Regions from separate parts of the Homo sapiens genome. Here region 2 is linked to region 1. The links are chromatin contacts, found by Hi-C or POLR2A ChIA-PET in ENCODE. All regions are on one chromosome and are shown on one strand. The core of a region is the stretch at or near the end of the contact, and the rest is flanking DNA. Distances in the headings are between cores, read along the strand shown.

Region 1 (4,583 bases), core at 969-3,468:
ACTAAAGCTATTCCTTAGTGCTTAAAAAATATTGACAAAATATAAAATTCTTCCTTGATTATGCCTTTTCTCTCTGCCTTTTCAAATTTGACTGGCTTTTGGTTGAGATATTCTTCTCAGATGAATAAGTTGAAATGGGAAGGTGTTTGTGTGAGTGCAGCACTGTTGGTCTAAACAAAAATGATATATCAAAAGATCTATGAGAGTAAGTCTTTTATTGAAAATGTGAATTTTTACAAAATGGTAAAACTTACATTTTAATGGGGCTAGGTTCATGTTTTTGTTTTTGTTTTTTAACTGAATAGTTGGTACATCTGGAATTAGCTTCAGTTCCCTTGGCTGACTTAAGTTATAGTAACATTGGACAATTGCATAGTCTCTCTGAGGTTTGGTATTTCCAGTTTTAAACATGGTTAACAATGCTAGTCCTTTCTCTTATTCATAGAAATTAATCAAGGAATAAGATGTTGATCTAAAACATTTTATAAGATTTATTAATTATTAGGCCCGGTGCAGTGGCTCATGCCTGTAATCCCAGCATTTTGGGCAGCCAAGGCGGGCGGATCACAAGGTCAAGAGTTCGAGACCAGCCTGGCCAATATGATGAAACCCTGTCTCTACCAAAAATACAAAAATTAGCCGGGAATGGTGGCGGGTGCCTGTAGTCCCAGCTACTCAGGAGGCTGAAGCAGGAGAATTGCTTGAACCTGGGAGGCGAAGGTTGCAGTGAGCCGAGATCACGCCATTGCACTCTAGTCTGGGTGACAGAGCGAGACTCCATCTCAAAAACAAAACAAAACAAAACAAAGATTTATGAATTATTTAATATATAAATACAAAAAAATACCTTAGCTGCTAGAACCTATGTTCCAATAATATGACAGTGAGATACCATTTGATGATAGGTAGGCTTCTGTTTTTAGTTTAGTTTATGTAAAAATATATTTAATTCCATATTTCATGAATATCCCCATAAATAGGCTTGAATAAATATAATTTTATAATTTGAATAGGTAATCTTGCTGTTAATAATTTAATTCTATTGAAACCAGTTATCCATCCCAAATTTACAGCATCCCATATTCATCATAAATTTTCTTTATTTTGATGCAAAGTCGCTTTCCTGTGGGAACAGCTCATGGAATTTGCATATTTAAGTTCCACTGTTTCTAGAGGTCATTGCCTGTTTTGTTTATAAGCTTGTTCCTTCTTAATGTTTCCACTTCAGTTAAACTTGAGATCACAGAAAGAAGGAAAAAAAATTGAGTAGTGGGTATCCCTTCCTATTGGATCTTCAGTTTAGCAGAAAAGCCCTGAAATTTTATGAAAAGTGTTTTGATATGAAAATTTTATCCTATTGACTAATCTCCAAATGTCTGGACTTCACATGGTTGCTTAACCAACACCCAACCCATCTTTACATGTATAACTTTCTTGGCTATTCCAATGTTACTATTTCTTTCTTTTACTGCTCCTATTCATTTATTTCTACAAACCAGTTCTGTAGAATATGTAACTTAATTGTCACAATCAAATCACTCTGTGGCAATAAGAGAAAGCCAACTGTACAGCAAGAGAAATATGTTATAAAACATCAACTATTTATTTATTTATTTATTTATCTGAGACTAGGTCTCACTCTGTTTCCCAGGCTGGAGAGCAGTGGTGTGATCTCAACTCACTGCAACCTCTGCCTCCCGGGCTCAAGCGATTCTCACACCTCAGCCTCCTGAGTTACTGGTACTAAAGGCACACACCACCATGCTCAGATAATTTTTTTTTTTTTTTTTTTTTTTGGTAGTGATGGGGTCTTCCTATGTTGCCCAGGCTGGTGTCAAACTCCTAGGCTCAACCTATCTGCCTGCCTCGGCCTCCCACAGTACTGGGATTATAGACCCAATCCTGGCCATAAAGACAACTATTCTAAGGAGAGTTTGCTCTGTGAGTGATTTTGAAAATGCCCTAGAGATTTTTTGCTTTAATTTTTTTCTTAGGGCTTTGAACCTATATGAGTCCAGAGTTAATTTTGTTACACAATAGATTTTTTTTTTTTAAGAATGGTTCCTGCATGCATATCCCCACCAAGTTTTCTTCTGAGAGTTGAAATGTTGTCTGGTCGAAAGATATGAGAAGCTACTAAGTTATTGCTTAGTCATTTCCTCATGAAGATAATTTTTGCTTTTATTGGCATTGGCTGACCCTTCATGAGGAAGATAAACATAAGATTTTCGCAATCAGTTATACTCAGAACAGAAATACTAGAGAAGGTGCAGGAAGAGGACAATGATGACTATAAAAGCAGAAGAAAGTAGGACTTACAAAGAAAGATCAAAGCAAGTGGAGTCCCTTTATCTGATCAGGAGGCATGTAAGGGCATGAAGACATTTCAAAGAAAAGTCACTAAACAGACTTCTTGGAAAGTTAAAATGATGAAGGTAGAAAATGGTTCCAGTCTCTAGAATTTTAAACTCTGAAGAAAAACAGAAGTTTGATAGATAACTTTTCATTTGCTCAAAAAGTGATGCTAAGTTAGAGAGGAATGGTAGATCAGCTGCTCTGTTTTCACAAAAGATCAAATAACAAGAATTTCCTTTTGTCCTGCAGTGTGATGGATTTAGGCCAACCCTTGGGTCACTTTAGGACACTTAGGTTTTTAAGCATTGAATTAAGTATGTCTCTAGAGTTTATTATCATTTGGAGTAAAACACTCTGAAGTTTGAGGGCAAAGTAATATTATCTTTAGCCTGAATTGATAAAATATGTCCTCAATGACAAAAGGTGGGAAAAAATTTTATGACAGGTCTTCCTGCTTGATGGTTTTAGGTAGTTGGTGAAAGCAGAATGAAGATCCCAAATTAAACCCAAGATTTGTGCAGGGTTGGGTTTCACATGAATCTGAAAATAACTAGAAGTTTGGTTGTAAAGGTGGCCCAAATTATATTTGCCTGTGGGAAATTAGAGGAGAGAGAGCAAGCAAGCAGACAAATTTGGTCCACCAGCCAATCCTTAGTTAATAGACATGAAGAGAAAACTCTATATGAGATATGATGATTGCCTCTCCTGTTCCTAGGCCCAGAATTAAGTCTAGAAAAGGGGTTTAAGTCTAGAAAAGTGAAAGGGCTAGCAGGTGGAGAAAAGCCAAAAAATAAAGGTCTTAACGTTTATTTTAATTAAAATTCCTTAAGATGTTGGGCTCTTAGTAAAACTATTTTGAGATTCATATGTCTAAATGTGACACAAAATAGGGAGAAACATGAAGCCCACATTTGTGCACAAAATAGTCGTGGCTTTAGCATCCTGAGTAACCCACCGTGTACCACTTTGACATGCTGAGCATTCCAGCAGAGGTGTTTGGTACAGGCAGGGCCACCAGCAGAGGTGGCATTGCCAAGAGGGAGGTGACCATAGTGGGTAACATAGGCAATTATTTCCCGGCTGCTTATCAGCAGCTGAGGTCTTGGCAGTCGACATTGAGAAGGGCCAGGACTTTTCGGGAAGCACACGTGAGACACTCTGGAAGATGTCTCAAGATCACTGGAAAATTGTTGTCACTTTTACCAGTATGTGGGACGGAAGTGAAACTAAATAAAGTTTAGGTTACTCTAGCTGTGCACTGGGCAATGGTGGATGAAGAAATACTGGTGCATGTAAAGAAAAACAAAATCTGGTCATGTCAACCTCATGAAATCTTAAGATAGAGGTGATCCTGACAAGTTGCAATAGAGTGAGACACAAAACAAAGCCAATATTAATGGAGGTGGGCAATGATCAGACTTGAGAAATAGCTTTTTTTAGTATAAAGATCATCCATTATTTATCTAGAGCTATATGTACATATGTCAAGACTTGTATTTGAATGTATTGTATTTCAGATGCATTATATTCTTTAACCCTCACAACAACTGGGTAAGTAATAATTACTGTATCTCTTATAATCTTTTCAGCTATAGTTACAGAAGACCTAGCTAAAACTGGTGTAACATTAAGGACCATTATTGTCTCTTATAAGAAGAAGAAGATGACAGGAGAGGGGAATATGCCAGAGCTGGTGCAGTAATTTATGAATGTCATTAAGAATTTAGGGGAGTGGGGGGAAAATAAAATAAAATAAAATAAATAGAAGAAAAACAAAAGAATCTAGGGTCTTTACAACTCTCCAATAAGTCACCGTTTTTATATTTGCTTCCTTCTCACCGTTATCTATCATAGTTACCAGGTGGCTACATCATCATGGGATTACAGTGACTGGCAAAGAAAAGGAGAGTTTCCTCTCACATCTTAGATGTCTCTAAGCGCCTTTCCCTGAGATCTCACTAGATTTCACTGGACTGAATCATGCTCAGGTTCTCAGTGCAAAGGAAGCTGGTAAAGTGAATAACAGCACTGTCAATCTGTTGAGTGGGAGCAAGGCTCTCCCAACTAAGATGGGGGATAGGAATGGCAATTAAGTAGGTGACAGCCATTTTATATGTGGGAAGAAAACAGAGGATATAAAACTTGCCCCAGGTCACAGAGCTCATAAGCAACCGAGCTGGGTCAAAAACTCACATTCTTCACAATCATGCTATAATGTACTCACTCCA
Region 2 (4,632 bases), core at 954-3,453, 58 kb before region 1:
TTTAGAACATAGCATTTTATTTATGTATTTTTGAAAGAACCTTTTTTTTTTTTTTTTAATTGCCATAGTGCTTTAGAAGCTTAGGCTCAGAAGTCAGCTTTTTCTGGGCTCGAATTCTAACCTTCCGACATCCAGCCATGAGTTTTTAGACAAATTATTTAATTGCCTTAATCATTAGTTTCCCTCATCTGTAAATCAGGATTATATAATATATATGTAATAGACTATTGGGAGAGTTAAATGAGGCTATGAATAGACAACACATAGCAATGGCTGGAATGTAGTATATAGTCAGTAAGTTAGCTATCCTCCAGCATTTTCTTCTCCGGCACCATTATAATGTGGGATATTGACAAAAGAGATTTATAAAATAAAAGAATTATATGTACAGTCTTAGTTTCTTCATGCTTCTATAACAAAATACCTGAGACTGAGTAATTTATAAACAACAGAAATCTATTTCTCACAGTTATGGAGGCTGAGAAGTCTGAGATCGAGTCACTAGCAGGTTTGCTGTTTGGTGAGTGCTAGTCTCTGCTTCAAGATGGCACTCTGTTGCTGCATCCACACATGGTGGAAGGTGGAAGGGCTAAAAAAGGGATACATTTTGGGAGAAGCTTCTTTTATAGGGCATTAATACCTTTCAAGAGGGCAGAACCGCCATGACTTAATCACCTTCTAAAGGTTTCACCTCTTAATACTATCACATTGGTGATTAAGTTTCAACATGAAATTGAGAGGGAATGCAGTCAAACCATAGCATATACAAATCATACTAAGAAAAATTTTCCAATATTGACTTTTCCAGTAATTTAAAACAGTCACAGGAATCTGTGCCACTGTAGAAAGCTGCAAATAGGGCTGCAAACGAGCACCCAGTACTTCTGATCTAACTGATGTTACAGTGAAAATGCTGTCATGACAGAGGCATGGTTACCCTGTATCCACAGGGTATGCACTGTGCCTTTTGGAAATGGAGTATGTTAATCAATGTCATAAGAGCTAAGCTGCAACATTGACTGGATATTTGAACAGGACACATCTATGGTGTAAATTCAGCTTTGAGTCATCACTTCTTTAGTTGTTGTAGCTGGAGTAAAAAAATTCATGAAAACACCAACTCATTCAATTATAGGATGCAGAAAAATTTGGAAGGGATGGAAGGCTGTTTTGTAGAACACAATGGGTATAAAAGCCTTGAGTAAGACTGAGAAATTATGATCCCATTGAAGTCATTGGACATACATTTTCTGAGTATCTGCTCTATTCTGGCAGTGTGTCTGGTCCTATAGAGGCAGTGAAGCCCAAAACAGTGCCCCAGGCCTCAAAAAGTTTCAAATCGTGAGACTGGGGTAGAAGGAGAGATGGCCTTAAGGAAAGAGGGTATGAGTCAGCTTTTGCTGCAATGATGCTGGGCAGCAAACATTCAAAAATCAGTGACTTAAAACAAGCTAAATAGTATTGTAACCCAGGTTTCTCGACTCAACAAAAGTTCAATACCACCTTAAAAAGCCTATTTAGACATTCTTTTAATCTCACTCCTTCTAATTGAAATTGAAATGCCTCAGATAAATTACACATCTGTTTACATATTATATGTATATCCATGCTTTATGCATTAAAAAGTAAGATTTTTTTTGCCTTCCAGTGCCAATTTTCACCCCTTTTGGGCAACATTGCTCCATTAATAATGCATGATCTAACCCACCTTTGGGGGTTCAGGAAAAAGCTTCCAGAGACTTTAATACTTGGATTGCACCTTGGAGGTAGCAGGATTTTTCCAAACAAACAAGAGAGAAGTGTATTCTAACCATTAGGAATAGCACTGGTACCAATGGGTAAAAGAACCTTCTGTACTTTGGAAACTGCCAGGGTGGTTGGAATGCCAGGCTAAGGTCAGGGTGTGGTATGAGAGAAAGCTGGAGAGGTAGGCATATTATGAATCAGAGCCATGGTAAGCACCTCACCATGAAATCAACATTTCCCAGACTTTTCTCAGCCTTTTTTGCCTGCTTATATTCTAGGCATAGAATCAACTTTGCTTCTGAGGACAACTGTATCTTACTTTAGCCTTCAAAATACTCCCACAATTGAAGGGGAGGGCTCCTTGCAGCAACAAGGCTAGCAACTGGGGTGTGAAAACTGCTATTCTCCTTCTGAATGGGTCAGCTGGGAAATCAAGGGAAATGAATCATTGAAAACAGCTGTGTGGGTTGACCATGGCTTGGCAGTTGGCCATTGTTTGCCAGTAAAAGTAGCAGCAGAAATCAACCTGTACTGAATGCTACCCGTACATTTGGCTCAACCAATTTCTTAGAAGCTGATTTAAAGATTCTTCCCAAATTTACTATTAACAAAAAAGCCTGTACCACAGAAAGAAATATTTGGATTGCCTGTCAGTTTGCAGTATTTATGTCAACTCCTGTATGTTCCACTTTGGCAGCTTTGGCAAGTAAAAACTAAACAAAATAAAAATGATGCCATGAAGTAAAACACACATTCTCTTTTGCCAGATTTTTAGTATGTTCCTAATTTCTAAACCAAAAATTTGGTCACTATGACGTGACTAACATGAACCTCCCTAGGAATGGAAAGTAAATAAATATGAAACTAGGACTATTTTAAAAAATGTGAACGTAAAATCACTAAATTTTAGGCAAATTTTGGACTTAGTAAAAACAATCATGTTGTGAAATACTAAAATAATTCCCTGACCTACAACTAATTAGTTTACTTCAGATTTCACTAAGATATTTTAACCTCAACAAACAGCAAAAATCCTTCTTTCAACTGAATACTTGCAAAATTAAATTCCAGAACCCATCTTTAAGTTTGGCTCCCATAACCCAATATGCGATAGCTATGTGATATGCTCAAGTTGTCCATATTTTTGCAACATGTGGAGAAACAGGAAGCCCAGAACAGTCAAATGCAGGCCCTTATGCAGACATAATGTAATTGTGTTCAGACAGGATATTCATTCTTCTGGGTTTTATTAGGTGCACTCTAATTAATTAAAGAATGACAGACGTCATTGCGGAATTCTTCATCCCTCCAGTTAAGGCATCATTTTCAGGGCATGATACCATCTTAATGAAAATGATCCATTATTACCATGTTAAACAGATACAAATAACAAAAACCAAGTTAAACAGGAAGAAATGAACCTAGCTATAAATCACAGGTGAAACTAAGCCCAACCTAATTTGCAATGCAGAAGTTTCTCTGTTTCAGATGTTCTACTCTGGTAGTAGCTCCGGCCTTCCCATTATAGGCACCCTCTCCACCACCAGCAGCCTTCTTAGGTATCAGCTCTGGAGCATTCTTCTCTTGACTATCAATGTTCCATGACACTGAGAACCTTCCATTCAGCCAGAGGTCAGGTAACTTTGAGTCTTCATCAGCTTGCTGGAGACACTGAATGCACTGAAGGTATTTTTAAAAGAGAATACAGAATCATGGAGACTTGAGAGGTAGGCTGATCTATATCCCTGTTCTTTCCCTCAGGAGAGATGAAGTCACATAGTGACTACATTGAATAAAGAATAACTTCAATATCAACTGAATTCTGAAAATTAAGAGATCTGCTCTGTATTGTACCATTTTGTTCCTGTAGGATTTCTTTTTTCTTGGCTTATTTTTATCAAGAGCAGAGATGAATTATGAAGAAGCTAATGATGCATTTTTAAACTTTAAGACACTTCCAAAGCCAGGGGAAGAGCTGTAGCTATGTCTTCATAGTCATATTTTTGTAAAATTTCAAAAGTACTATATTTTAACTACAGGTGAATCACTTTCTCTTTCTACTCTGACACCCCTCCATTATATTGTCCCTCATATCAAGTGTCCCCAGAGTAGCCACAGAGATTTGCGGGTTTCAGCTAAGAGGAAGTTTGGTAAAGCATCGATACAGTTGCTGAACATAGTTGGGCATATTTATGCTAGTTGTCCCATTTTAAGAATGGCTCTAGAAATCTTTCCCCCAGTTGAAATATGAGATACAGCCCAACTAATGCTTCCATGGAATAATCACAGAAGACTTGGGAAGGACCTTGAACCACACGCACTCAGATAAAATATATGCATATTGCTGCCCCGCAGATACTGAGATAATTAATGTTTGTTGTCTTGAGGAGCTAAGTTTTAGAGTAGTTAGTTATATGCCAACATATAATTAATATATTGAGGAAGAGAAACAATAATTTAATCATCTTGTTAAATTCGTCCTCTCAGAATATATGAAAGCTGTAATATCTTGCATAATGAAATATCATTTTATAATAAGGTTGAAAGTCCATTTCCTTATTTCTTTTTATGTTCCATTAAGTGGTTCTAAGGATACTCACGAGTTCACATAATTTTCACAATAGTTGTCCTTGGTGGTTGAGAAAAAATTTATGATACCAAATAATTCATATTAATATTATTCTAAAATCTGTATGTAGGTAAGATTAGATGAAACATATACGAAATATGTAAGCTTTATTTATTGAAATCTAGACAGATGTTAAAAGCTAAAATTATGGATAATTTTATTTCAAAAAACTGTTTTAAAATATTTAGTTACATTTTCAATAAAATGTTTAAAATTCAGCTTTAAATAAATTTCAGTGTAAAATATTGATATTCACT

Evidence for each region. A loop is a pair of places that touch in the nucleus more often than their neighbours do. ChIA-PET counts read pairs that join two places held with the same protein, here RNA polymerase II (POLR2A). Pooled maps may share reads with other maps.
Region 2: a map of endothelial cell of umbilical vein shows a loop between it and region 1 (4-fold over the local background). The contact joins two enhancer-like sites. A Hi-C loop is called at or near these places in 14 of 168 maps with a recorded cell type or tissue (Right ventricle myocardium inferior, cardiac septum, endothelial cell of umbilical vein and 3 more), 1 of 37 single-sample maps with no recorded cell type and 9 of 50 pooled maps. POLR2A ChIA-PET finds 5 or more read pairs at or near these places in 3 of 52 experiments (H1, HepG2 and MCF 10A).

Annotation. Positions count from the first base shown.
Region 1 is chr3:30,225,751-30,230,333 of GRCh38, reverse strand. No RefSeq gene overlaps it. Among named protein-coding and RNA genes, the nearest start is that of LINC01985, 290 kb to the left of the region's middle. Within about 2 kb of position 2,218, at least 6 of the 41 ENCODE cell types and tissues checked have a DNase peak (open chromatin) inside an H3K27ac peak, as active enhancers do; they include endothelial cell of umbilical vein, where a contact is called at or near this core.
Region 2 is chr3:30,283,747-30,288,378 of GRCh38, reverse strand. No RefSeq gene overlaps it. Among named protein-coding and RNA genes, the nearest start is that of LINC01985, 230 kb to the left of the region's middle. Within about 2 kb of position 2,203, at least 18 of the 41 ENCODE cell types and tissues checked have a DNase peak (open chromatin) inside an H3K27ac peak, as active enhancers do; they include endothelial cell of umbilical vein, where a contact is called at or near this core.